7 separate regions of the Homo sapiens genome follow, and all the other regions are linked to region 4. A link is a contact called in ENCODE Hi-C or POLR2A ChIA-PET data. All regions are on one chromosome and are shown on one strand. Each heading gives the region's core, a stretch centred on a gene start or an enhancer-like site at or near the end of the contact. The rest is flanking DNA. Distances are from core to core; before and after follow the strand shown. Region 1 holds the start of CAV1 (caveolin 1). Region 2 has its middle 45 kb from the start of TES. Region 3 holds the start of SMIM30 (small integral membrane protein 30). Region 4 holds the start of MDFIC (MyoD family inhibitor domain containing). Region 5 holds the start of TFEC (transcription factor EC). Region 6 has its middle 72 kb from the start of TES. Region 7 overlaps COMETT (cytosolic oncogenic antisense to MET transcript).

Region 1 (3,529 bases), core at 732-3,231, 1.6 Mb before region 4:
CCAAGGAGTATGGGCCGTCTGTTGCTGAGGTCAATAGGCTCATTTGCTAGGATAAAAGTGTAGTTATAGGAACTTCTACAAAACTCACTTTAGCTGAATTTCAGCTGAACTAACTATTGGGGGGAGATGGGGGAAGGGAGATGTAACGTTTCTGCCGACTGCGGGAGCTCCCACACATCAAACCCACAAAACTCTGTGTGTGTGTGTGTGTGCGCGTGTAGGGGGCGGGGTGGGGTGTGCGTACACGGCAATGCTAAAGAAGGATGCACGGGCTAACTGCCAGAGGAGAGCTGTCCCAGCCCTTCCCTGTTGGTCGCCTTGGCTTACCTTGACCACGTCATCGTTGAGGTGTTTAGGGTCGCGGTTGACCAGGTCGATCTCCTTGGTGTGCGCGTCGTACACTTGCTTCTCGCTCAGCTCGTCTGCCATGGCCTTGTTGTTGGGCTTGTAGATGTTGCCCTGTTCCCGGATGGGAACGGTGTAGAGATGTCCCTGCAGAGGGCGGAGGGCGGACGGCCAGGACGGGGAGGGCGGCAACGGCGGTGGGAGGAAAAATGCAAAAAGAAAAACAAGCGATGAGAAGTCAGCCTGGCGGCGGGGGAAACCTCGAGCTCGAAATCGAACTAACCGCTCCGACAGCTACGGCTCCGTGCACAGAAACCGCCTGCGCGTAGCCAGCTTTTTAAGAGGATCTCGCAGAGGACACCACACCCCTCTGTACTCTGCAGGGCGCGCCTGCCTCCCCCGCCCGCCGCCAGGGGTCAGGGCAGGCCCCGCCGCGCGGTCCGAAGGCCCCCGCCCGCGCACGCCCCGGCTCAGCACGCAGGACCCGCAGGACCCGCAGGACCTCGGCGGCGAGGGGGCAGCCGCAGGCTTCTCCCGGACTCCCTAAGCCGAGTCGCTCTCGCCCTGAGCGCTTCACCTGTTTCGCGTTCCCGTCCCCGGTCCCTATTACCCCTGCCCCGGTAATCCCTTCCAGCTTTATCTAAGATCCAACAGCAGCCGCCCGACCCGTGGAATGTTCCCTTTATCGCTGCTTCTTGGCCGCATCCCCCTCGCACCTGCCCGCGCCCCCCACCCTGCCTCGGCCCTCTCTTGTCCCTCCACGGCTCTCCCTGCTCAATCCGCCGTGATGATCACAATCCCGAAAGTCCCCATTTTTGGCGGAGCCAGGCACCAGACCCCCTAAATGTCCTAGAACTCAGTCTCACCTGCGCAGCTCCCCCGACCCACCCTCAGGGCACTCCCAGGCTGCGGGCGGGTGGCTGAAGGGCAGCTACGTGTTGGAAGACGAGGTTTCCACACCCGGGCAGAGCTCCAGCGCGTGGAGGGCGTTGGAAGTGATGGTGGCAGTTTGGGGAGGGGAGGTCTACCTCTCTCGGAACACCCCTGCCAGACGCCAAGATGCAGAAGGAGTTCTTGAGATGGTTCAAGAACTTTGGAAAGTGCAAACACACCGCGCGCCGCCTGCGGGACCTGCCGGTCTGGGCGCCTGGCGGAGAGTCCCGGGGACTGTCCCCAGGACTCGGGTAAATAACACCTCCACCCTGCACTCCACCTCTTCGAACCCCCAGCAGGCAGGGCCGGACCGCGGGGGTCCCGCGACAAGGGAGCATCCTAGACCCATCCAGAAAACGCGTCCTGGGCCCAACAGACCCAATCTCAGGACCCCAATCCCCTTTTCCGTGTCCTCCTAGCTCAGGGGCTCCCTAGGCCCCCTCTCCATTAGGAAAACATAAAACATTCCTGGCTTCTCTTCACCTCCCCGCCCAGGCCCATTCCTCAGCGGTGCCAACGCCAGAGGAGTGCTCCGAAGTGGAGAGAGGGCTGGGGCCAGGGCAGCAGTCGGGATATTTGGAGAGGCAGATAGCAGAAGCGGACACTCCCCGCACGCCCGAGCCGGCGCCCCCCCACGGATGCCTACCTCCGAGTCTACGTATTTGCCCCCAGACATGCTGGCCCGTGGCTGGATGAAAACTGTGAGGAGGTTTCCCTGGGCTGTGCTTTAAGGGAACTGAGGAAGGAAGATCTTGTATTGTATGGGGGGAAAAAAAGGCGCTGGAGGGGGGCGGTGGCTGGGAGGGAGCCTCCTGGCCGCCCGCCAAAGGTTTGTTCTGCTCGCGGTTGGCCCGGACGTGTGCTGCGCCGGGTCTAGGCACATCCCCAAGGTTCTGGCAGCAGAGGGCGGGGAGCGCCCGCAGCGAGCAGAGAGCGAGTGAGAACGTTTCTCCCGCGCTGGGGTGCTTGGGCAGATTATTTTAAACCTGAGGCAACATTTTCCCTGCTCTGAACCACCGAGAGGCGTCCCGGGGAGAGCGAATGTTTTCGCAGTGCATCATCTCAGCAGGGGTGGAGGGAGCCGACGCGCCTGCAGAGATGCCCAGTATGGGCAACCAAGGCGGCAGAAACAATCCACAATCCTGCCCTGTCCTAAGCCGTCCCTTCCCACCTCCCCCACCCCCCGCCCATCGCCCAAGTTCCATCTCTGCCTTAAAACACATGTGTCTCCCTGTTTCACAGAGGGAGGGATGAAAGACGGCTAGGAACCTTTAGGTACATTTCACATCTAAACTTTGTGGATCCCTTATGGAAGGAATCTGTGTGGGTGCCTGTGGTGTACTTTTGGTGACACTCGTTTACATCTAGTCGGTGTGGATGGAAACTTAAGCAGGCATGCAGAATTTAACATTTCCCATCCGTTTCTGAAATGTCTCCCAAACGCTTCGAAATAAGAAATGAAGATCTTTAACTTTTCTATAATTTTATTACCGATATTTTCTGGAACAATGGAATTTTATGCCAACAGGTTATGCCATATTTGCAAAATACACAAAATGTTTATAATTGTAGAATTATTTAAAGCTTCAAGTTTATTACCAGAGAAGATTTTTTTTTAATGTGCTTGGCTGTGAGGAAAGATTTGACTTTTCTAATTGACTAGACTTAAAAAAAATGTGATAGCGATTAAAGTATTTTGTCTGTTCCTGAATCTGGGGCTTCTGTCTTTACTTTATTGTAAAGAAGCACAAAATGAATTAAATAGTAATCAGTCATTTTACTCTTGAGCTGTAATTAATCAGGAAACTCATTATCCAAAAATGAAAGGACATGTTACTTATGCTTCCATATGCAGTCAAAAGTCAAAGTATCACTTGAAATTATTTTAAAAAAAAAGCTGGAGTACACTTGAAGGGGCACAGGTTAAAATTAAAATGGAGAGGGGAATGTGGGTTGGGAGTAAGAGGGAGGAGAAAGGGAAATGGATGGAATGCTGAAAGAGTTGATTATTTAGTTAGAGAGAAGACACAAAAGTATAAAAGAACTATAAAGGACAGGCTATTGTTGGTAGCAAAAATTTTTGGAACAAAAGATCAGTTTTAACTAAGAATGGCAGGGAAAGTGTCACAATGTTACAAATGTTGGCATGCCTGTAATTATGTTGGCCATTCATGATTAGCAGACTAAAGATCTTTCAAAAGTTGGATTTTCCCAAATACCACATTAGTGGGAGCTAAATGATGAGAACTCA
Region 2 (3,461 bases), core at 570-3,069, 1.2 Mb before region 4:
CAATCCTGGGCATTCACTGGCTTGAAGAGGCATCACCCTAATCTGCCTCCATCTTCACATGGCTTTCTTGGTGTGTCTCTCTGTGTTTTTTCCTCTTCTCACAAAGACACCAGTCATTGGATTTAGGGGTCACCCTAAATATCCGATGATTTCATCTCAAGATCCTTAGTTAATTATACCTTCACAGACCCTATTTCCAAATATGGTCACCTTCTGAGGTTCTGGGTGAACGTGAATTTTGGGGAACACTATTTGAGCTACTTCACGAACTACTTATGAAATTGTGGGTAGAGTAAGAAGACAGATAAGAACAGGAAGTCCTTACCAGCCCTAGGCTTGAAGGGGCAAACAGGAAATGGTGCCTCAGCATCCCATTGAGAGCCAGAGCAGTGGAGGAGACATTCTAGCTGGGGAGAGATGTCGCCCTCACCAGGACACTCAGCGCAGAGCAAGTGGAGAATAGTAAAGGAGTACTCCAACCACTTCTTCCTCTCAGCATCTGATCTTCTTCAGATGATTCCCATTAGCCAAATTCAACCAGAAGCCAGCTGCAGTTCCCTATTACTGCTGTAACAAATGACCACAAGCTTGGTGGCTTAAATAATATAAATTTTTTATCTAACAGTTCTGTAGGTCAGAAGTCCTACAAAGGTCTCACTGGGCTCAAATAAAAGTGTCGGCAGGGCTGTATTCCTTTCTGGGGGCTCTAGAGGAGAATCCATTTCCTTGCGTTTTCCAGTTTCAAAATTCCCTCCATATTCCTTAGCTCGTGGCCAGCTCCTCCATTTTCAAAGCCAGCAATGGAAGATTGAGTCTTCACATAGCATCACCGACTTCTTCTGCCACATAAGGTAACATGTTCACAAGTTCCAGGGATTAGGATGTGAATGTCTTTAGAGGGGCCATTGTTTTTGCTTATCGTATCAGTTGATAGTCTATAGGATTCAGCCTCCTGGACAGGGCTGACTCCAAATTAGGTAGAGATGAGGCTTATACAGTGAGGAGCAGGCCATCTATAAGAAAAATAGTTCCAAATTACATTAGGCACAAAGTTTGGAAGAGGTAACATCTATGGAGTCCTGAGCTGAAGCTTCATTAGCTCCATAGTAAATCAGCCTTTGTTCCTGGGCACAGAGCAGGGCGAAGCAGGGTAGAGAATGGCATGGTGGGTAGGAGCAGTGGGGTAGGGCAAATGGGCAAGAATCAGAACAGCAGGTTTTATATTTTCCTCCTGAGAGCTGATTACAAGGTTGACTTGTTGGAGTCCATTGGTATTTAACCAATGCCTGTTCCTCAAAGCAACATCAATCTTCAAGCCTGAATCATCTGAAATTTGATCATCTTGTTCACAAGGATAGCATCAGCGATGGCCAACAGCTTAGTGAAATGGATTTATGCCATGCCTTCATAGAGCCTGGACTTCCTTCACCCACTGTTTCCTCTTACTGCAGTTAGGCAAATGCGTAGTAATGCTACTGAGCTTGGTGCATTCCCACTTACCCAGTAGTATTCCTTAACTTTTTAAGACAGTGTGGAATATTGGCACCTTTCCCTCCAGTCTTCCCCTCAAGTGGCCTGTAACAAGTTGTTCAGTCATTAATCCTGAAATGTTACAATGGAGCCTTAGATTTTAAAATCGGAAGTTCAGGTGTATTTTGTAGCCTATGGAAATTCCATCTAACCACAGCACATTCAAATCTAAATTTGCTACTTTCTTGTGACTGTGTAGTGTATTTGATACAAAATTTTCTTTCTAGACCCCCGAATTCTAGGACTTTACAGTGCAGTCATATGAGAGTGAGTCAGCAGTTTAATTCCAATCTGCGCCACCACCACCTAGGGACTTTCTAACAAGAACTAAGACTGTTATTACTTTTTTATTATGCAAGTAGAATAAAGAGGAACTACATTAACAAGAATAGAGAAGTGAAGAATACCAATTGCTGATGTCCTAATAGTTTTTAAAATATAAGAGTAAACTCCACTGTAGATTTTACTTTATGAAAATAGATCTATTTCCTGAAGAAAGTTTTGTTTTTAGATTGTTTGCTTTATTTGTTCTATTCTCTATGTTAGATGAATTCCCCTATTGCCTTGCTTGTACTAACCTTCTATATAGTAATTTCACTGAAAACAGAAAAAGTAAGATAATTAATTGTACTGATAGAATTAAGAGGTTAGCATGAATAACCTAATGATGGCATTTTGGCTAATGGCATTCTTTTCTCAAAAAGGTTCACTGAATTAACAAGTCACAAATAACCATACTGAAGTTGGATATGGGTCATTTCTAAGTTCACAGTGTGCGTTCTATTCCTTATAATCTATCAGCCAAGGTCTTCGTTTGATATTAATATCTTAAAAAGTGAAATTGCTCATTACATAGTAAACATTTCTTAGATTGTTTTCCCTGTTGATACTTAAATAAAATAGAAAAAGAAAATAACAAAGGTGTAAAAATAAAAGAAAACTCATGGAAAGGGAACTTACAATGAAGGTAGTGGTTATTTCAAGGCTGGCACCTTCTAGAAGGTCACCGTCTAACTTAAACAGTCCATGGAGCACATTTATGATTCAACAGCAGTGCCAACACACAATGCTACTTTAACATGTCCCATGCAAATTTTAAATACTGAAAGATCTCCACTGACCTTCCAGGTCGGTCACTTACAAGCTGTGTAATTATGGGCAAGGTTGTTAAATTGTTCAAGCCTTTATTTTCTGTTTTAAAATGGTTATTATAATATCTGCCCAGAATTGCTGTCAGAATTAGAAGTGATGTTTGTAAAATGCCTATTATCACCCCCAGCAATTGTGGTGCAGCATTACTAATATTATCATATTGCATAGACATTCATAATTATTTAATATTTTCCTGCATATTTACTTTAACATAAAAGAATCAAGCCTTAAAAATCTCTTGCTGGGGAATTATATGCATTCATTTGGAAATGGGAGTGATGATTCTGGGTGAAACATTTCTCAATCTTGCTCAGTCAAAGGGGTTTTCCACTGAGCATATGTTCTGCAGATGTTTATTAAAACATGCTTCTACATAAGTACCAGACATGGAGAGCTCAATTATTGCTAAATTTTCCATGGTCTATTTTATAATTCTTAATCTTTGAACTCTGGACCACTGATAATTTTAAAAGTAATAGGAGGAGGAATAAAATTATTTCCAGCAAAATTTTGTGTATGTACAAAGGATGTAAATGCTTACAAAAACAAGTGTATAAGCATGGAGTTTTTATAACGAATGACAGCAAGGAAAGTCACCCACTGACTTCTAGATTTTTCTGAATGAGTTAAAAAAATGTCATACAACTTTATTTTAGTTTCTTCTTCTATAAAACAGGGAAAATCCCAATTAATCTCTTCTCAAGCCTCACGTTTGTGATGATTTGTCAAGTTACCCATGGCAGAGTTTCCTAGACGTCTATCCGGATTCATCTCCCCTT
Region 3 (3,674 bases), core at 704-3,203, 1.8 Mb after region 4:
TAGCATTGCTTCAGAAAATTGGTGGTTCACATTGCTACCAGAGATGTTCACAGGCAGAACTTGTAGTTGGCAGATGACGGACACAGAAGCAGCTTCTCATCTATCATCGCCTTTTTTAGAAGAGAGACCAAACATGTACAACATGGCAGTTATTATCCTGGTCAGCAATCTAGCCAAAATATCTAACCTGGTTTACAGCTAGGAAATAACAGTTCACTGAGATAGAGTGAAGGCATGTTAAAAATCACACAGTAGGAGCAGGTCAAAGCAGTGAAGGAGATTATCATATTCATGGTACTCCAGAAATTAATCCTTGCAACTACATCAGCTATTACTGGAACCCCGCCCCCGAGATCGACATTTCCCAATATAATATATATTTCACAAACTAATAAAAACCATCATAATTTAAAGAGAAAGTTTCTTGCCACTTACAGACTCTTTAAACTTAAAACCAAACCATTATCTTTAATGTTGACGTGCCTAGAAACAAGTCTGTAACAATACTAACTTTAAAGTAGTCTCTGCTGACTTCAGCTAACTAAAATAAACACATAAGGAAAAATAAACATGTAGGGAAAAACAAAATGTTCACAGTAGGATATGAGAGAATATTTTGGAAGCTATAAAAATATAACTCCTATTCCAAATATAATTGATTACAAAGGCACGAAAGTAGCTCAAAACAAAGGATGAAATGAACAAAACCTTGTTAAAATAATCAAGGTTAGAGAAACAATGCTGACGTTATTGTGCAGTTATTCTCAGATTTCCAATTTTCTAGTCACCTTGGTTTGGTTTATTTGGCACCTCTCGGTCTCTCATAAGATCTTGTTGGCATATTTATCTAGTCAAATCATTATTATTATTAGGCAACATTACTGAGCACCTGCTGGGTGCCGGTTAGGAGCCAAGAATATAAATCTTTGCTAGAGAGACTAGGAACGTGTAAGAAAAAGGGTAACCGACAACACAAGAATACATGCTAATTATTGGCATTGAACTGAACGTACCTGCATTATCTAACAGACTGAACCAGGGGACTTTCAGACCAGGCAGGTGGCTTCACACCCAACCCTCATCATTAATAATTTATAATGTAAGGATAGCAAATAAATTTTCAAATCAGTAAATATGAAAGAGTTCAGAAGATCAGATGACTAGAAAGGTTCAGTAAGGAGTTCACAATTAGCAGACAATTGAAAGAGCGCCTTTCAGAAAGGTTACGACTTACATATACAAATAACTAATTCTTGTTTTATGATTTAAAAGCAGTATTTTTACATCTTTTCACAAATATGTAGGGACATTTGGGGCTGAGGTTTCACAAAAACATAGGTGGGAAGGAATCACCGCAGTGCACTCCTGAATAGATTGTCACTTTAGGACCTGAATCCTGAGAGATCTTCTGCAACAGGGCTAAACCCATTTTTCCTAAACTTTATTTTGCACTACAAATGTTTTTTAACCTTTTACGATATGTCTTATTAACCGCGCTTTTTCCCCATTGACTAAAAAATTAATAAATGGCATATGTTTCATTAGGAAGATGGTGACAGAGATTTCCTGCTTCAGAAACGTTGGAAGCCACTGGTTTAAAAGCACCCGGAACAGAGGGCTGTACTTGGGTTCTCTCTCCCCGCTGTGTCATTTCAGTCGAAGAAAAAGACAAAATTACATGTGCGCCTTACAGACTCAACAGGGTAGAAAACACTTGCTATCATTTCTTTTATTTTGAAGTGAGCTTTTATATAAACACACGAAACCATCTATTTAATAGTAAAACGTTGGGCAGGGAAAGGAAGTCCCGCGCGTTCGCGACTCTTCGCCTCCGCTAGAGCGTGACCGTCACGCCCTCTGCTACTTATAGGGGGAACGCGCCGGGGCATCATAGGAGTCGGCGGCGGCAGGGATTGTGGGAAATGTAGTTTGGAGACTCCGCCCTCCTCGCCATTCCTGTAATGGCTGCTTCCTAGAAGGTAATGTACGAACTCGTCTCCAAAGGATACTTAGGTTGCACCAGTGTATTTGTAAAACAGGAGCAAATTTGGACCTTGCCGGGCCAAAGTACGAATTCTTTTTCAAATCTTAATATCAAGTCCTGAAATGAAATTATCTCTGTTCTGTTTCTTTTTACCTTTTCTTGTGTGGGTGAACTGACCAACTTTTAAGTCTAGTTCCCTGTTGGACAGACTTTTCTCAACTCATTACCTATCCCCCTACCGTCCATATGGCCTCCACGCTCTGCACTGACTCTAGCTGCCTCTTTAAAATAATAATAGTAATAATAATTAATTTTTAAATCCTTCTCTCCGCCCCCTCCCCACCCCCCATGCTAATAATAGGTCGTGTCACGTGGAACCTCTTAATCTCAGCATCCGGAGCTCCAGGAAGGGAAAATTTCAAGTCAGATAGAATTCTATATATACCATTTCTTTGGTAAGTCTTATTAATTCCCCACAACTTCGCAGAGTTATATGTTGTGTGACTTTTGCCAAATTTGTCTGCATTTCTTGGATGGGAGAGACCCTAAGAAAATGTACAATTTTTACCCACTAGGATATTTTAAGTTTCCAAGTTAGTGGCTCGTGCTTTTTTTCTGTTTGTTCTTAATTATGAACTCCTGTTCAATTTTTGTTTGGTTGATGCACGAGGTGTTGGCATTATCGTGGAAAATTCCTGGGTTTAGAGTGTTATCACGAGATAGGGAGATGAACCTCAAATTACTGTCTTTAACGTCCCTCTGTTTTTCCACCTATAAGATGAGGAGATGGATTGGAAATGATTCATAAAGTATCCAAAAGATTGGCTGGCCTGTTATTTGTCATGTGTTCATTTTGTCATTTGAAAAGGGAGGAATTTTTAATGGTTCCTTTTTGTTTCCATGTTTAATTTCTAGGAACCTTCAGCCCTCAAGATTCCAACATCATGACCTCAGTTTCAACACAGTTGTCCTTAGTCCTCATGTCACTGCTTTTGGTGCTGCCTGTTGTGGAAGCAGTAGAAGCCGGTGATGCAATCGCCCTTTTGTTAGGTGTGGTTCTCAGCATTACAGGCATTTGTGCCTGCTTGGGGGTATATGCACGAAAAAGAAATGGACAGATGTGACTTTGAAAGGCCTACTGAGTCAAACCTCACCCTGAAAACCTTTGCGCTTTAGAGGCTAAACCTGAGATTTGGTGTGTGAAAGGTTCCAAGAATCAGTAAATAAGGGAGTTTCACATTTTTCATTGTTTCCATGAAATGGCAACAAACATACATTTATAAATTGAAAAAAAAATGTTTTCTTTACAACAAATAATGCACAGAAAAATGCAGCCTATAATTTGCTAGTTAGGTAGTCAAAGAAGTAAGATGGCTGAAATTTACATAAGTAATATTTCATAATCTTAGAATTCTCTCAAAGCATGTGAAATAGGAAGAAGGAAGTTCTTGCCCAGAATCTTAGGAAATCACCACTGTTCGGTTATAATCACTGCCTCCTGAATCGTTGAGGAGTCTTTTAAATTAGATTTTTGTTTTGTTGTCTCCCAAGTTAATATTATATTTAGATATCAGAGAGTCAGGCAAAAAGGAAAACTTTTATCTCTAGGGAAAAAACATTTAGAAAAATGTATTCAGTGTATCTAATACTGAAATGCGGAAAAAAATTTAATGTTAAAAAAAAACTATAG
Region 4 (3,206 bases), core at 20-2,519:
AACCAAAGGAAGGGGGAGTGGAGGGACCAACGGTTCCCGCCCTCTTACCCGGTTGTTGATCTAGGGCAAGGATCCTGAAGAACTTGCCTGAGTAACGCGAACTGTGCAAAAGTTCTCAACTACGAGTGGGAGCCCCTCCTCACAGCACTCCCCCCACCCCTATCTGTGCACTTGTGAGCAAACTGAAAAATGCAACAATGACAAAGAAGCTTGCCACTTGCAAGCGCGCACTCACCCTGGGCTGTGGAGCCCAGCTGGCCGCCGCCCGCCTCGGCCACGCGCTGCGGCCCCACGGGCCCGGGAGCGAGGGCTTCGCCCGCGCCGGACATGGGCCGCTCCGCCGAGCCCGCGCCGCGCCGCTGCCGCCTAGCTCGCCGCCCGGCAGGGCGCACGGAGGAAGGGCTGTGAGGTGCTGGGTGCAGGGAACTGACTGCTTCTGGCGGAAAAATATACAAAATTAAAAAAAAAAATGTTTTTAGAGAAGAGCACACCACCCCTGCGGGACGTTCCCTCCCCCTCCACTTCCCTCCCTCAAACTCCACCCCGGGGAAGTTTTGATTTGAAACTTGCGAAGAAAACTGTTACAGCGCAAGTTGACAGCGGCGGGGTCCCAGGGGTCCGAGGTGGACCCAGCGGGGAGGGGCTGGAAAGAGAGATCGGGTTTGGGAGAACCCCGGGGATGGGGATCAAACCCCTCCTCTTCCCCGCCCGGAGACCACTACCTACCTCCGCATCCCCCCGTAGTCGCTCCAAGCCCCTTCCTCCTCCTCCTCCTCCTCTTCCGCCCCGGAAAGTTAGCGAGCCTCCGGCAGCGGCCGCATTTTCGCCCCGGTGGCCTGACGACGGCGGCGGCCGCCCCTGCGCGTCCTCCCGCCTCCCTCCGGCTCAGCCCAGACGCCGCAGTGGCGGCAACTGCGGCAGCGGTGGCGGCTCTGACTCCGCGCACTCCGCCCCCTCTTTCCAGCCAGCTCACTCCAGCCGGCTCCCCTGCGAGGGGGCCTTCCCCCTCTCTGCCTCTCTTTCCCCTCTTCCACTCCTACAATCCTGAAACACTTCTCCCTCTGTTGCTCTTTTTCATCACATCCGGATCGGGAAGGCCTCGAACTCTTGGCTAGCGGCCCCGATGCTGGGAGCGGCGCGACCCGGGCTCGGCCGCGCGATCCCTCGCGCCCTGCGCTGTCTGGGTCAGGAGGCCAGAGCCGGCCTGGGCTGGCTCGGGCTCCCCACCCGGGCGCTGCGCCCTCCCGGGGCTGGGAAAGGGGAGTGAATGGGCAGGTCCCTGGCTGCCCAGACGTTCCCCCCACCCCGCCCAAAAAGTCACCTCATCCCTTCTCCCTACTCCTGCCCCCAGACCGACGGAGGCTTTGGGAATATCCTGACGAAAACCTTTAGGGTGGACAAGGAAAAACGAAAACACTGTTACAGTATCGAACTTTCCTGGTGGGATAGAGAACGTGTGCGTTTGAAACCTTGACCCCTCGGTTGAACGTTTACTCACTTCATCTCTGGCTCCTAAATTACTCTTTGGTCAAACAGTATTCCTGATGTAAAACCAGTTGCAGTTTGCGCGAATCTGCTGGAGGCATCCAGGCAAACAAGGTTGGCACCCTTGCGGATGCCGTGGTACTGGCCCCAGCCTGGCCTATGGCAAGCTAAATGCCTCACTGGATCAGTGGTATCTGAGGGGAGATAAACTTGTGGTCGGAAGTAAAAAGCTGATCAACTTTCCGTTTATAAATGAGACATTCTGATTGTAGCTTAATCTGATGAGCCGAGGATAGCAAGTGTAAAGTAATTTACAGATATATAGTACTTTAGTGGTATACTCAGATAACTTTTGCTCTTTTATTTCATTGTGAATGAAATGCAGAATTCATTTGTAGAAAGCTAGAACGAACTCATTCTTCGATTCTTTTGGACAAGCGAGGAATCACAGTAACGTTATCAAAACTGAAGAAAATGTGCATTGGATTCACTGTCTTTCTATGTGCATCATTAATAATATCCCAGAAATTTCATTTTTTCAAAAAGCTCATTGGAATTTATTCCAATTGATTACAAAGATTTACTTGTTACCTATGAAGAGACAGTGCATTCTAACTTGATTTCAATGATGGTAAAAAAGCCAGCCTTCGGCCGGGAGCGGTGGCTCACGCCTGTAATCCCAGCACTTTGGGAGGCCGAGGCAGGTGGATCACCTGAGGTCAAGAGTTCGAGACCAGCCTGGCCAACATGGTGAAACCCAATCTCTACTAAAAATACAAATATTAGCTGAGCATTGTGGCGGGCGCCAGTAATTCTAGCTACTGGGAGGCTGAAGCAGGAGAATCGCTTGAACACAGGAGGCAAAGGTTGCAGTGAGAAGAAATTGTGCCATTGCACTCCAGCCTGGGCGACAAGAGCAAGACTCCATTTAAAAAAAAAAAAAAAAAAAAAAAAACAGCCTTCAAAGTTGCTGATGACAGTCATTCAGACCATTCTCCCCAAAAAGACAAATGACATTTTGCCCCATTACACATAACTAACATTTTTTTTTCACTTGGAGATTTCAGAAATGGTATGAAATCAAGTGCATTACCTCTCTTGAAAACTTATCTAGGAGCCTGGACTGTTTGGAATTTGTCTGATGGAAGCAGATCAGTTCTGAAGATGACTTCATCACCACTAGAGAACAAACATTTAGGACGTCTCAGAGTTCACTGCAGCATCATCTGCACTCAAAGGAGTTGTTTACCTGCTCTGGAAAATTCTGTTTTATCCCTGTATCATTCCTTGCCCTATTTTTAAAATTCTCTCACAAAGATGTTAAAGTCCAATAATATAAAGAAGTTACAGCTTTCTTCTAGAAAGTCATAATCAATGATAAGTATTTGTTCATTTAATTTCACACAGTCCTTAATATTGCACACGTGGTGGGTGATTCCATAGATATTCCTTAAATTAAATTTTAAAATCTTTAATGGAGAAGACATAAAATTAAAATAACATTAGGAGCAAATGAGAAGCTGTAGGGTAGCATCACCAAGGTTGTCAAATACTGTACCTCATTCAGCTGTGTGACTTTGGACAGTTAGTCACCCACTCTATACCTTGGTTGCCTCATAATATGAGAATGAAATTCTTCATAGAGTTTCTTTTTGAGCACTAAGTAAGGTAGTTTTCCTATAAAATTTGGAAGACTCTCAAGGGAAAAGGTGTTCAAAAGT
Region 5 (3,462 bases), core at 747-3,246, 1.1 Mb before region 4:
TTTTGTCACCCAGATATTAAGCCTAGTGCCCATTAATTATTTTTCCTGATCCTCTCACTCCTCCAGCCTTCCACCCTCTGATAGGCCCCAGTGTGTGTTGTTCCCCTCTATGTGTCCTTGTGTTCTCATCATTTAGCTCCCACTTATAAGAGAGAAGATGCAATATTTGGTTTTCTGTTCCTGCATTAATTTCCTAAGGATAATGGCCTCCAGCTCCATCCATGTTCCTGCAAAGGACATGATCTCATTCTTTTTTATGACTGTATAGTATTCTGTGATGTATATGTACCACATTTTCTTTATCCAGTCTACCATTGATGGGCATTTAGGTTGATTCCATGTCTTTCCTCCGTGAATAGTGCTGCAGTGAACATACGTGTGCATGTGTCTTTATAATAGATTGATTTATATTCCTTTGGGCATATACCTAGTAATGGGATTGCCAGGTTGAATGGTATTTCTGGTTTTAGATAGAGGAATTGCCACACTTTATATAAAATATAGAAGCAATAGATAAAAATGTAAAAAAAGTAACTACCCGATTATGCCACCATTAAGAAATAACTGATATTAACAAATAGATGCTTATTCTTTCAGGTGTGAATATGTATCTATGTGCATGTTTCCAACTTTTGAAGCCCACATAGTAATACAGCTTTAAAATTTACCTTCTGAAGCTCGCAAATGTATTTCATACAAATACATTAAATATGTTAAACATGTTGTATCATACAAATGTATTAAACTCTAATTCAATCTAAAGTATTTTCTAATGAGTTAAAATCCCAAATATTTTCTTTTCTCACAATGTTTCTAATATCAATGTTGTTTATTTCTAATACTAACCTAAATAAATTGATTTTACACTTAATTATTTACTATTTCCATTCACCTTAGGAGATTTAGATGTATGATAAAACAACCAGAAAAGGTAAGGTGACTCAAAAATGTGCTATTGATAGTGACAGAACAATTTTTTTACTTAATAGCTTTGAAGTTCTTACAGAAGATATAGTGCTGAAATATTTTCATATAATCTCCACTTCTTGACAAACACAAATGTCAATTTAATTGCACAATTTTTAGATCACAAAGGCAAGAGAAATCTGAATGTAACCTTCACATTAAACTTCAGTAGCTTGCATAAATGCCTTGCTTTGCATATATTTTTTAAAATATAGGTAAGACAAGAAAGTCATGTAACTGTTACAAGAATGAATTCAGATTTTCACAGTGTGAATTACAGGGTGGGAACAAAGTTGTACCTTTCCATTTTAAGTTCCTGAGATACCTAACACATGAAATGAGACCTCTTTTATCACATTGGTAAAGGCATGAGTATCCTATATTCATGTCCCTTAAAAATACAAATGAAATTGGGATGTAAATAATAATTATAAGACAAAGAAATCTCATAAGCTGAACTGTGTATTTTTAATCTACATGGGAAGATAAAATATTCTTGGACAAGATAAAAATTATCCTGGGGTCACTTTAGGAGTAAAATCATATGTAAGAAAAATGTAATTATAGAAAATATGGAAAATGCAATGGCCTTAAAAACTCAAAATCTATTAATGCTCTAAAGAAATGTGCAATTCCTAAAATTGAAAAAAAAATGATGCAGGTCAATTTGTTGAAGAAATGTTCATTGTGAAACATAACATGTTGCAATAAATGTAGGATCTCAGTCCATTATGATAACAACCATGTACTGCTTGTGTATATTCTGGTAAGAATTGTTAATTATGGAGCCACAATGGGACCAACAAGAGCTTTTACTGTGGCCACAGTATTGTGGAGTAGTTTTCTAGGAGTGCTCTTTCTCAAATTAGTGGCATATTTCAGATAAAGAAAGGAAGTCGTCTTAACTTGAAACTGCTGTGTCATTTCTTCTTCCTTAACTGAAATTCCAACCAGGGTTCAGGAAATGCCCTAATGAGCCACTTCTCTTTTCTCTTTCCTCAACTAACTGGATTCCAACCAGCCCAAAGTATTCATTACTCACGGCTAGATCGTTTACTTTGGTTGTCCCTTCTGGCATGGTGCATATGTTATGGGAAGAGGGATTATAATTTGGTGCTGTTTGTAGAGATGACAACACTGATAAAATCCACTCATTGCTGGTAGGTAACTAAACCGGCAGGTTAATTTTCTGTACTTTAAACAAACTAGGAAGACAAACTAATCAATACTTGTTTTATTTTGATATGTGTGGCTTGCTTATAATTATAATTTCATCTTTTATGATAACTAGGTATCAGGATATCTGAGTAGTCAAGTTGTGATTTGCTATTATTTGGGGAAAATATGTCTGAAACTCTATTAATGTCTTATTTCAACCAAGATGTGGAAATCACTGTTTTAGTTCATGGTAACCAAAGTTATTTATTTTTCAAGTTTAATATTTTCAGATATTTACTAAATTGGAACATGATTTAACATTTTGTTGCCTCTTATATATGTTATTTTATGAGTAAATATTAATTTTTGTTTACATTTGAGCAATATCTATTTTATTGGCTTTAAAGGTAAGAAAATATGAGCTCTATTTATAGCAAAATAGTACCAGATAGTATATTAGCATATATTCTTATTCCAGGACTAAAAATTAATTCCTATTTTTATGTAGATGTGGATCTAAATAGCTTGTGTAGAAGATGTCAAGTATCCCAATGCAACAACCTTTTTTTGAGATGGAGTCTCACCCTGTCACCCAGGCTGGAGTGCAATGGCGTGATCTCTGCTCACTGCAACGTCTGCCTCCCGGGTTGAAGTGATTCTCCTGCCTCAGCCTTCCAAGTAGCTGGGATTACAGGCATGCGCCACCACACCTGGCTAATTTTTTTTTTTTGTATCTTTAGTAGAGACGCAGTTTCACCATGTTGGCCAGGCTTGTCTTGAACTCCTGACCTCATGATCTGCCTGCCTTGGCCTCCCAGCAATTACTTTTTTAAAGTAATAGTTTTCAATTGTAATAATCAAAAGAGTTGTAGTAGAAACTTTAAGATTAAGATACATATGAAGATATTTATACACATGTACATACATATATATATGCTGTATATATACATTTGCTTATATAAATTACAATAGATATAATTTCATATATATTTATATAAGTTATAACTCCATACTTTCAATATTGTCTTAGAATATTTCACTGGGAATATGCATTTTAAGGGAAGGAGAAACCTGAGGTAATTTCAAATTCATTTTGGATAGTTTATAAGAAACTTCATTTAACTATAAGAGTGTAAAATAACCTTCATGATTCTTTCGTATTCAGAAAGTGTGTCAGCACAGCAAAGTGAAATGGTACGCAGTTTATTATCAGCATTATTCGGACAATTCTGCTTCACTTCTATTTTAGATGAATCTGAGTGTAGCAGTGCACTTGCAAGTATCTTTTAAATTTATGTTAAATATTTTACTTTTGGATGGAAGCTACTTTAAGTAGGC
Region 6 (3,332 bases), core at 122-2,621, 1.2 Mb before region 4:
TCTGTTTTGTTATTAGTTTTAATGATGTAATACTTTGAAATTATATAAAAGTTCTTGTCAGCAGAAATTCAGGATTTGGAGAGGATCTACTAGGCTCTCTCAAGGATGCTGAGGTAGTCTTTGGAGCCTAAAATTCCTCCTTATGAGATGGAGTCATTAAAAAAGGTAAATTTATTCAAGCATGTTATTGATTCTGTGGAATACTAAACAGAACACATAGATTAAATTGGCTCTATTCTTGCGTGAAGAATGTTAAACTGTGGAATCTAAACAAAGAGTAGACCCTCTTCCAGAGCCACTCATTTCTTTCACTTATCTGATTTTCCATCATGTCATGCTTTATTTCTCAGAGTTGCCTCTTTCTAGATTCCAAAAGTCAATCCTCCAGTCTTGGCCTTTATTACTGAAACCTTAGATTGTTTTAATAGCCAATGAATGGATTTCCTCACAGTCCTTCACCTCTCCTGGTAGAATTTTTCACTCCTGCTTCATCTGCTATGCTTAACCTGCTATGATGATATTTCTAGAACATTCCTTCCATTGCATCATGCCCCAGCATAAAACACTATGGTGCTCCCTTTTGCTTTGTTTATCCTTGGATCTATGTCTCTTGGACATCTGCAATCCAGCCTCATGGGGGTTATGCCCATTTCTGTCCAAGTGCCCTGAGTGCCTGGTCAAGGTTCAGCTGGTTTCTTTCTATCTTCTGTTTATCCTATGCTCATTTGTGTATCTGCATACCATCATCTGGTGATTTATCTTCTGGTCTCTCCTTTTGCCTACCTTCTTTCTCTCAATTCTCCCAGTCTTTAAGGCCTATCTCAAACTCCCTCTCTTCTACAAACCTTTCTTCTCCAGGACACAAATATAATCTCCTTCTGTGGACTACCAGAGTAATTCTGGCCAGGATCCCTTAGTTTATCACAGAATTGTTTTCTGTTTCTTAAGATTTGGTTTACTTTCCTAACCTTGATCATAAACTAAATAAATGCAAGGTTCAATGATTTAAACTTTTTGTTTTACATTACCTCCATTCTTGGCACACTCAATAAATAATAACAATAAAATTCTAGTGTGATGAAAGGTGAGCTTTAATCAAAGAAAGCATGATAAAGCAGTGGCTCTTGAACGGAGAAGGTTTGTTGAAAGGCTGAGGACGGGTTGAGAAGCGGTGAGAATGGATCATTGTTCTGACACTGTGCGGGATGGAGTGCTGGGCAGTGAATGGAGGCTGTCAACTCTGGTTAGACTTGGCCATTGTTCCTGGGACGCCCGTGTTAGCTCTGAGTAAGAGATAATTCATCAGAACGCTCTTGTACTTTTTTTCTCTCTTGCTCTGGGGCAGAAACTGTTCTACTTCACAGGCTGAACTTTTTACCTCTTGCCCTGAGAGGCAGAAACATGCTGCCTGAGTGCTTCCATTTTGAGACACCTTGTAGGAATCCTTATTGAATTGCTTTAGAAGAGTAGATTCTTAGCCCTCTAGTGCAGCAATCTGCCACGGCAACCCCAGAGAGTGTTATTTTTCAGTCAGAGGTAGAAGCCTCCTGTAATATGGGCTCACTGGGCTTTTGGGGAAAAAAGACAGCATTTTGCAAGCTTAGTTCTAATTGAACATCCCCATGTTGCAATTATTATTGTATTTCAGTCTCGTAGCCTTTGTTACAGAGGTTTTTGTGTGAGTTAGGAGGGGACACGTTGGGTGACCGCTCAAGCCTTTACTTTTTTTCTTTAATTTATTAGAGTTCAAATTAAACAAGGCTCCTGCTGTTACCAAAGTTTTCTGAACTATTTTGTGTAAATGTTATTCATCCTTTGAAATCAATACAATTAAAAGTTGTGTTAAGAGTCTTCCTTTGCAAGGCTATGAACTTTTTCTCTAAGGATTTTTAACTTGTTTCAGGTCTTTGATTTCTTAAATGCATTTCAGAAAAGAAGATATACATGTTCTTTAATTGCTTCTTAAATTGGCAAAGTTATATTCTGTCTCTTAGACAAAAATCTTTAAATGATTGCATTTCTCTGTAGATTAGTAGCTTGTTAATTTTAGGGATGAAATGAACTCAGGAATAAAAATCATTTGACCGAGTTATCTCAGGCCTCACTTCAAAAAGATGCAGATTCTCCCTAACAAGGGCCTATATGAGATCAGAGCTTCTGTGTGACGTACTGGGGACATCTAGTGGACAAAAGTCAGAATGGAACATTAAACTGTATACCCAAACAGGATCCTAACTTTCAGATAATATCATGCTTATGAAAAAATCAGAAAATCAGTGCACTGTCTGTGAAGATAAAATACCATGTACATCTAACACCTGATTTTAGTGTTATCTGTTGTTTTGAATTCATTATAAATATAATGGCTTATCTTATTTGATTACACTTAGTTTATTGCAGCAGTGTCAGATTTTTAATTTAATAGATCCTGTACATGATGGAAAATATCTCATTATCAACATTGGAGAGGCAGATTTACGTAGCAGAAATGAATGTTGTGTTTGGCTAGGTATATAACCTGAGGAAAGATTGTGAATCTCTTTACTTTCACATATAAAGTGCATGGTTAAACAAATGACCGCATTTCTTCTGGTTTGGAAATCTAGAATTCTTGATTATTTTCATTTATTTTATTCATATTCATTTCATATTCATATTCAAATTTATAATTATTTATTTATTAATATTTTCATTTTCTAAACTATTTTATACTGTACAGAGGGTTTTCACAAGTATCATTTAAGTTGATTATCAATAAAAATGTCTTAGGTATTTAGTTCAAATTTTATAAATTGATAGGAAGGTAAGATGACTTGTGAACTAAAAAGCCCAAGTTTCTTGACATTTGAACCCTTCTAGTAGAATTTCACTGTTGATGCAGTGTGTGTAAATTTCTTAATGTTTGGGGGAATTCAGTTAAACTCTCAATAGAGAGTAACTACCAGTTAGCATCTACCCTAATCATCTTCACATATATCATTTCTAATCATCTTAATAACTTGTAGAATGGAATCCTTAAACCCAATTCATAGTTGGAAAGTTAAGACTCAAAGACATAAAATAGCTGCTCAAGTTTACGAGAGAGTCACTGTCAAGGCCTATACTCACATCCAAGTCTCTCTGAGTTTATTAAAACAATGCCGAAAAGCAACACTTTTGCAAGTAAGGTGACCCCAGAAAGCTGGCACTGTGTGTGTTTATTTCTTTCCCTTGAGGATTTAGAAGTCCACTGGTAAGCATTTGTAAAGTCTCAAACTAGACCTGTCAAACATAAAGACACAGAAACATAAATACAACTTAGAATTGAATATCTCAGATGCTTTTTAAAAATT
Region 7 (3,335 bases), core at 33-2,532, 1.7 Mb before region 4:
AAGTTTGAAAATGCAATCAATTTCAGATTTCCAGTCACTTTGTTTCCTAAAAAGTTAGAGTTTGTTTTGATAATCCTGTGGTACTGATAGAAATACAGGGATAGATTAATTTTTTTCTTTCTTGGTCTTTTTGGGCCAGGAGAAGTTTTTTGAGACAGCTTGCTGGGATGGGGGTGGAGGTGGCTCTGGTCATAGGACAGGGTGAAGCCCTGGGTGGTATTTGTGAGCCAGTATCAGCAACACTAGTACTGGCCAGTAGTAAGTGAAATGTTAGCAAATCACAGTCACAGGATAAATTCAGCCCACTGCCTATTTTTCCCCCAATAAAACAGTTTAATTGGAACACAGCCATGCCCATTCATTCACCTATTATCTCTGGTTGCTTTAGTGCCAAAATGGCAATGTTCACTCATTGTGACAAAGACCATATGACCTGCAAAGCCTAAAAAATATTTGCTATCTGGTCTAGAAAAAGTTTGTTAAACTCTGTAGTAAGCTATTCACAGAATTAGAAGAGAATTGGTTGAAAAATATTCAACATGTCTATATCAACTTTTGGGAGTCAAGACCTAACTCAAAGAGGCCACCTGTTGGCTTGAAAGTGGCACCCCTGCAATTTGGAGTCAGTTCCTCAAAGGTTAACAGCAGTGAGACACATGCTGGTCTCCAGTTAGCACTTACAGTTTCAGTTTCAAAAACTCATTGTAAAAATAGGCTTATGTTTTTCAGAACTCGATGGAAATTATGAACTAGTATTTGGTACAATTTAGAATTTTGTGCTAGCAAAAAATTGCTCATTGGAGACCTCCTAGAAAATATTGGAGACCTCCTAGAAAATGTTTCCAGGACTGTTGTCTTTTTATTCAGCCTACAGGAATGCTTGACCCTTTCTTTCTTTCTTTCTTTCTTTCTTTCTTTCTTTCTTTCTTTCTTTCTTTCTTTCTTGCTTTCTTGCTTTCTTGCTTTCTTGCTTTCTTGCTTTCTTTCTTGCTTTCTTTCTTCTTTCTTTTTTCTTTCTTTTTTTTTTGGAACTCTGTTGTCCCCTTGGGTCTCATCGTTCTCAGATTTTTTTTTAAACTAGTGAGTCAGACCCCTGTTACAATGAGAAAAATGTTCAGTCTCACAGTCTCTTGCTATCGTGAGAGATGGCACTGAGGCGCAAAGATGTCACTGGATGAACTAAATATAGTCCCAGCAATGCACTGGCTCCCAGGCCCATCCACTCTCTGTAGAGAAGGGCTGCCACATGTCACAAGCCTCCTCCTCTTTCTTTGCCCTGTGCTTTTTACATTGCTCTGAGGAATCTTTCCCCTCAGGGTAGAGCTGATGAAAGAAACATTCCTAAATTCCCTGAAGACATGCTAGACTCGAGAGCTGCATGAACCCTTTTCTGGAGGAAACTCACTGATTGTGGTGACCAAGCAGCATTGGGAGCCTCAAGAAGCCTAGTTAGAGCTTGTTTTCTTTCCTGTCTTTAACAAATTCGCTATGCATTTGGGTGGCTGCACTTAGCCCTGTGACACCACAGGGTGGAACTTTGCAATTTGCTTCTTGGTACCAATGAGTTGGGCAATGTAGTTTACAGGTTAAATGATGGGAATGGGCAGTTCTAATGACATTAAAAATATTGATGGGATAAAATCACATGGGAGAGGGATGAAACAATACTATATTTAAACCAAAAAAGGATTGTCCAGCTGATTTAAAATCTCCTCACTTGTGTGCGGCTGGTGTGCTTAGTCTTCTCAGTGGTTTCCATGAGAAGGTAGGATCCTGAGTTGATGACCCTTCTCCTTACTGACCCCCTCCTTCCTAGGAATGGAGCTTAGACCCCATCCTGCAGGAAGACAGCTGCCCCAGCAGAGGGAGGATGAAAATTATGGCTTTTCCTCTGACTCACTGTGCGACCATGGAAAATTCCTGATTACAAAACATGGAAGAGTCAAAGCTTTTCCCTTGAGAAACATCTCCTGTGTCTCCCACCCTTCTACTCACCCACGTATCTCAAACTGTCTCCTTGGGCAGTATGGAGAGCTGGGACCTCCACAACTGTGAGAGGGGAGCAAGCTACAGACAGCTGGGGTCACTTACTTGGCTGGGAGCCTAGCTTTGGTCGTGGGTGACTGTGTTGGATAATGTAAGTCCAGCTGCTATAACAGATAAACCTTCAAATATTAGTGGCTCACACAATGGAAATTTCTTACGCATGGAAAAGTCCATTAGTGCTGGAGGGTGGGGTAGGCTGTGGGCTGTGGGGGATGGTACTTTCCTATGTGTAGTCTTTTTTTTTTTTTTTTCAGACAGGGTCTTGCTCTGTCCCCCAGGCTGGAGTACAGTGGCACGATCTTGGCTCACAACAACCTATGCTTCCCGGGTTTAAGTGATCCTCATTCCTCAGCCTACCGAGTAGCTGGGATTATAGGCATGAGCCACCATGCTCGGCCTCTGTGTAGCCTTTTGAGGACCCAAGCTGAGAGATGTTGTGTCCTTTCAACATGGGGTTTTCATGGATGCCCTTGGTCTAGATATCCAGCTGACATATAGAGGAAGAGTGTAGAATCACACATGAGATTTTTATCATCCAGGTCCAGAAATGGAGCACACAATTTCTGCTCAGATTCTAGTGCCAGATCTTAGGCACATGGTCACTGCAAGAAAGGCTGGGAAGTGTTGTCTAGCTGTGTGCCCAGGAGGAAAGGTAAAAGATTTTCATGCATAAACTAGCCAGTCTCTGCCTCAGTGGCCAAAGTCCACTTCTCAGCTTGGCTGGTATTAATGTCAAGACCCTGCTATGTCAAGCACAGGTGCTTTTCTTCCAGGAATTGGGAGTCTTGAAGTCAGATGATGAGTTGTACCTGCTTCTAGGAGAGTCTCTTTAGTTTGAAGAGGCCAGTGGCAGAGACATTGAGAATAGGGTTCAGTCTTCTGGGCATTACTTGGAAGAACCAGGCAGTGTTGCAGGATAGGAAGGTCACAGCCAAATGATCTGGGCCCAAACAGGTTCTGATCCTGGGATAAGCCAGAGAGATCTCAGCAACTCCAAGGCAGAAACTAGGTCATGATTCCTTGGCTAATAAAATCAACTGAGAGAGAAGCTGTAGTCTGGGCTCTGGATAAGTGCTCAGGGACAAATGATCTGGATGTGATGTGTACAGTCAAATTCTAGGCCATACCACCTGACGGAGGGGAATCTCTGTGCTCTGCCAGACTTGGTGGAACTAAGCCTCCACTTTCTTCAACTGTTTGGGGTTGAGGAATGCAGAGTCATACACACCTGTTTTCTTTTTCCTTGAATCTGGTAGACATAGTGGTTGAGTCCCTAAGCCAGAAGTCAG

The links. Hi-C counts contacts between places; a loop is a spot of excess contacts on that map. ChIA-PET counts read pairs that join two places held with the same protein, here RNA polymerase II (POLR2A). Pooled maps may share reads with other maps.
Region 1: a loop to region 4 is called in a pooled map, with 2.3 times the contacts of the local background. The contact joins the promoter of CAV1 here to the promoter of MDFIC in region 4. A Hi-C loop is called at or near these places in 2 of 37 single-sample maps with no recorded cell type and 6 of 50 pooled maps.
Region 2: a loop to region 4 is called in a map with no recorded cell type, with 2.8 times the contacts of the local background. The contact joins the enhancer-like site here to the promoter of MDFIC in region 4. A Hi-C loop is called at or near these places in 10 of 37 single-sample maps with no recorded cell type and 5 of 50 pooled maps.
Region 3: a loop to region 4 is called in a map of CD8-positive, alpha-beta T cell, with 11 times the contacts of the local background. The contact joins the promoter of SMIM30 here to the promoter of MDFIC in region 4. A Hi-C loop is called at or near these places in 1 of 168 maps with a recorded cell type or tissue (CD8-positive, alpha-beta T cell), 1 of 37 single-sample maps with no recorded cell type and 6 of 50 pooled maps. POLR2A ChIA-PET finds 5 or more read pairs at or near these places in 1 of 52 experiments (WTC11).
Region 5: a loop to region 4 is called in a map with no recorded cell type, with 2.5 times the contacts of the local background. The contact joins the promoter of TFEC here to the promoter of MDFIC in region 4. A Hi-C loop is called at or near these places in 3 of 37 single-sample maps with no recorded cell type and 1 of 50 pooled maps.
Region 6: a loop to region 4 is called in a pooled map, with 1.8 times the contacts of the local background. The contact joins the enhancer-like site here to the promoter of MDFIC in region 4. A Hi-C loop is called at or near these places in 8 of 37 single-sample maps with no recorded cell type and 6 of 50 pooled maps.
Region 7: a loop to region 4 is called in a pooled map, with 5 times the contacts of the local background. The contact joins the enhancer-like site here to the promoter of MDFIC in region 4. A Hi-C loop is called at or near these places in 8 of 37 single-sample maps with no recorded cell type and 6 of 50 pooled maps.

What each region holds. Positions count from the first base shown.
Region 1 is chr7:116,523,488-116,527,016 of GRCh38, reverse strand. It overlaps CAV1 (caveolin 1), which reads right to left and starts at 1,981. Exons shown (of 3, transcript NM_001753.5): 1 at 1,925-1,981; 2 at 328-492. The coding sequence starts at 1,954. RefSeq lists silencers at 280-379, 610-999, 3,408-3,529.
Region 2 is chr7:116,164,294-116,167,754 of GRCh38, reverse strand. No RefSeq gene overlaps it. Among named protein-coding and RNA genes, the nearest start is that of TES, 45 kb to the left of the region's middle. RefSeq lists an enhancer at 99-613. Within about 2 kb of position 1,819, at least 2 of the 41 ENCODE cell types and tissues checked have a DNase peak (open chromatin) inside an H3K27ac peak, as active enhancers do.
Region 3 is chr7:113,116,833-113,120,506 of GRCh38, reverse strand. SMIM30 (small integral membrane protein 30) reads left to right here and starts at 1,953. Exons shown (of 3, transcript NM_001352688.2): 1 at 1,953-1,979; 2 at 2,346-2,439; 3 at 2,900-3,674. The coding sequence starts at 2,929. The coding sequence ends at 3,108. All of the region lies in intron 2 of LOC107986837, which reads right to left. RefSeq lists enhancers at 1,554-1,693, 1,588-2,182.
Region 4 is chr7:114,920,157-114,923,362 of GRCh38, reverse strand. MDFIC (MyoD family inhibitor domain containing) reads right to left here and starts at 1,269. Exons shown (of 5, transcript NM_001166345.3): 1 at 727-1,269; 2 at 236-436. The coding sequence starts at 329. RefSeq lists silencers at 250-389, 620-799, 810-859, 1,190-1,329.
Region 5 is chr7:116,029,297-116,032,758 of GRCh38, reverse strand. TFEC (transcription factor EC) reads left to right here and starts at 1,996. Exons shown (of 8, transcript NM_012252.4): 1 at 1,996-2,126.
Region 6 is chr7:116,137,235-116,140,566 of GRCh38, reverse strand. It overlaps a transcript of TFEC not described here. Among named protein-coding and RNA genes, the nearest start is that of TES, 72 kb to the left of the region's middle. Within about 2 kb of position 1,371, at least 3 of the 41 ENCODE cell types and tissues checked have a DNase peak (open chromatin) inside an H3K27ac peak, as active enhancers do.
Region 7 is chr7:116,581,163-116,584,497 of GRCh38, reverse strand. The region is part of intron 2 of COMETT (cytosolic oncogenic antisense to MET transcript); the gene reads left to right. Among named protein-coding and RNA genes, the nearest start is that of CAV1, 58 kb to the right of the region's middle. RefSeq lists an enhancer at 714-813 and a silencer at 2,918-3,335. Within about 2 kb of position 1,282, at least 11 of the 41 ENCODE cell types and tissues checked have a DNase peak (open chromatin) inside an H3K27ac peak, as active enhancers do.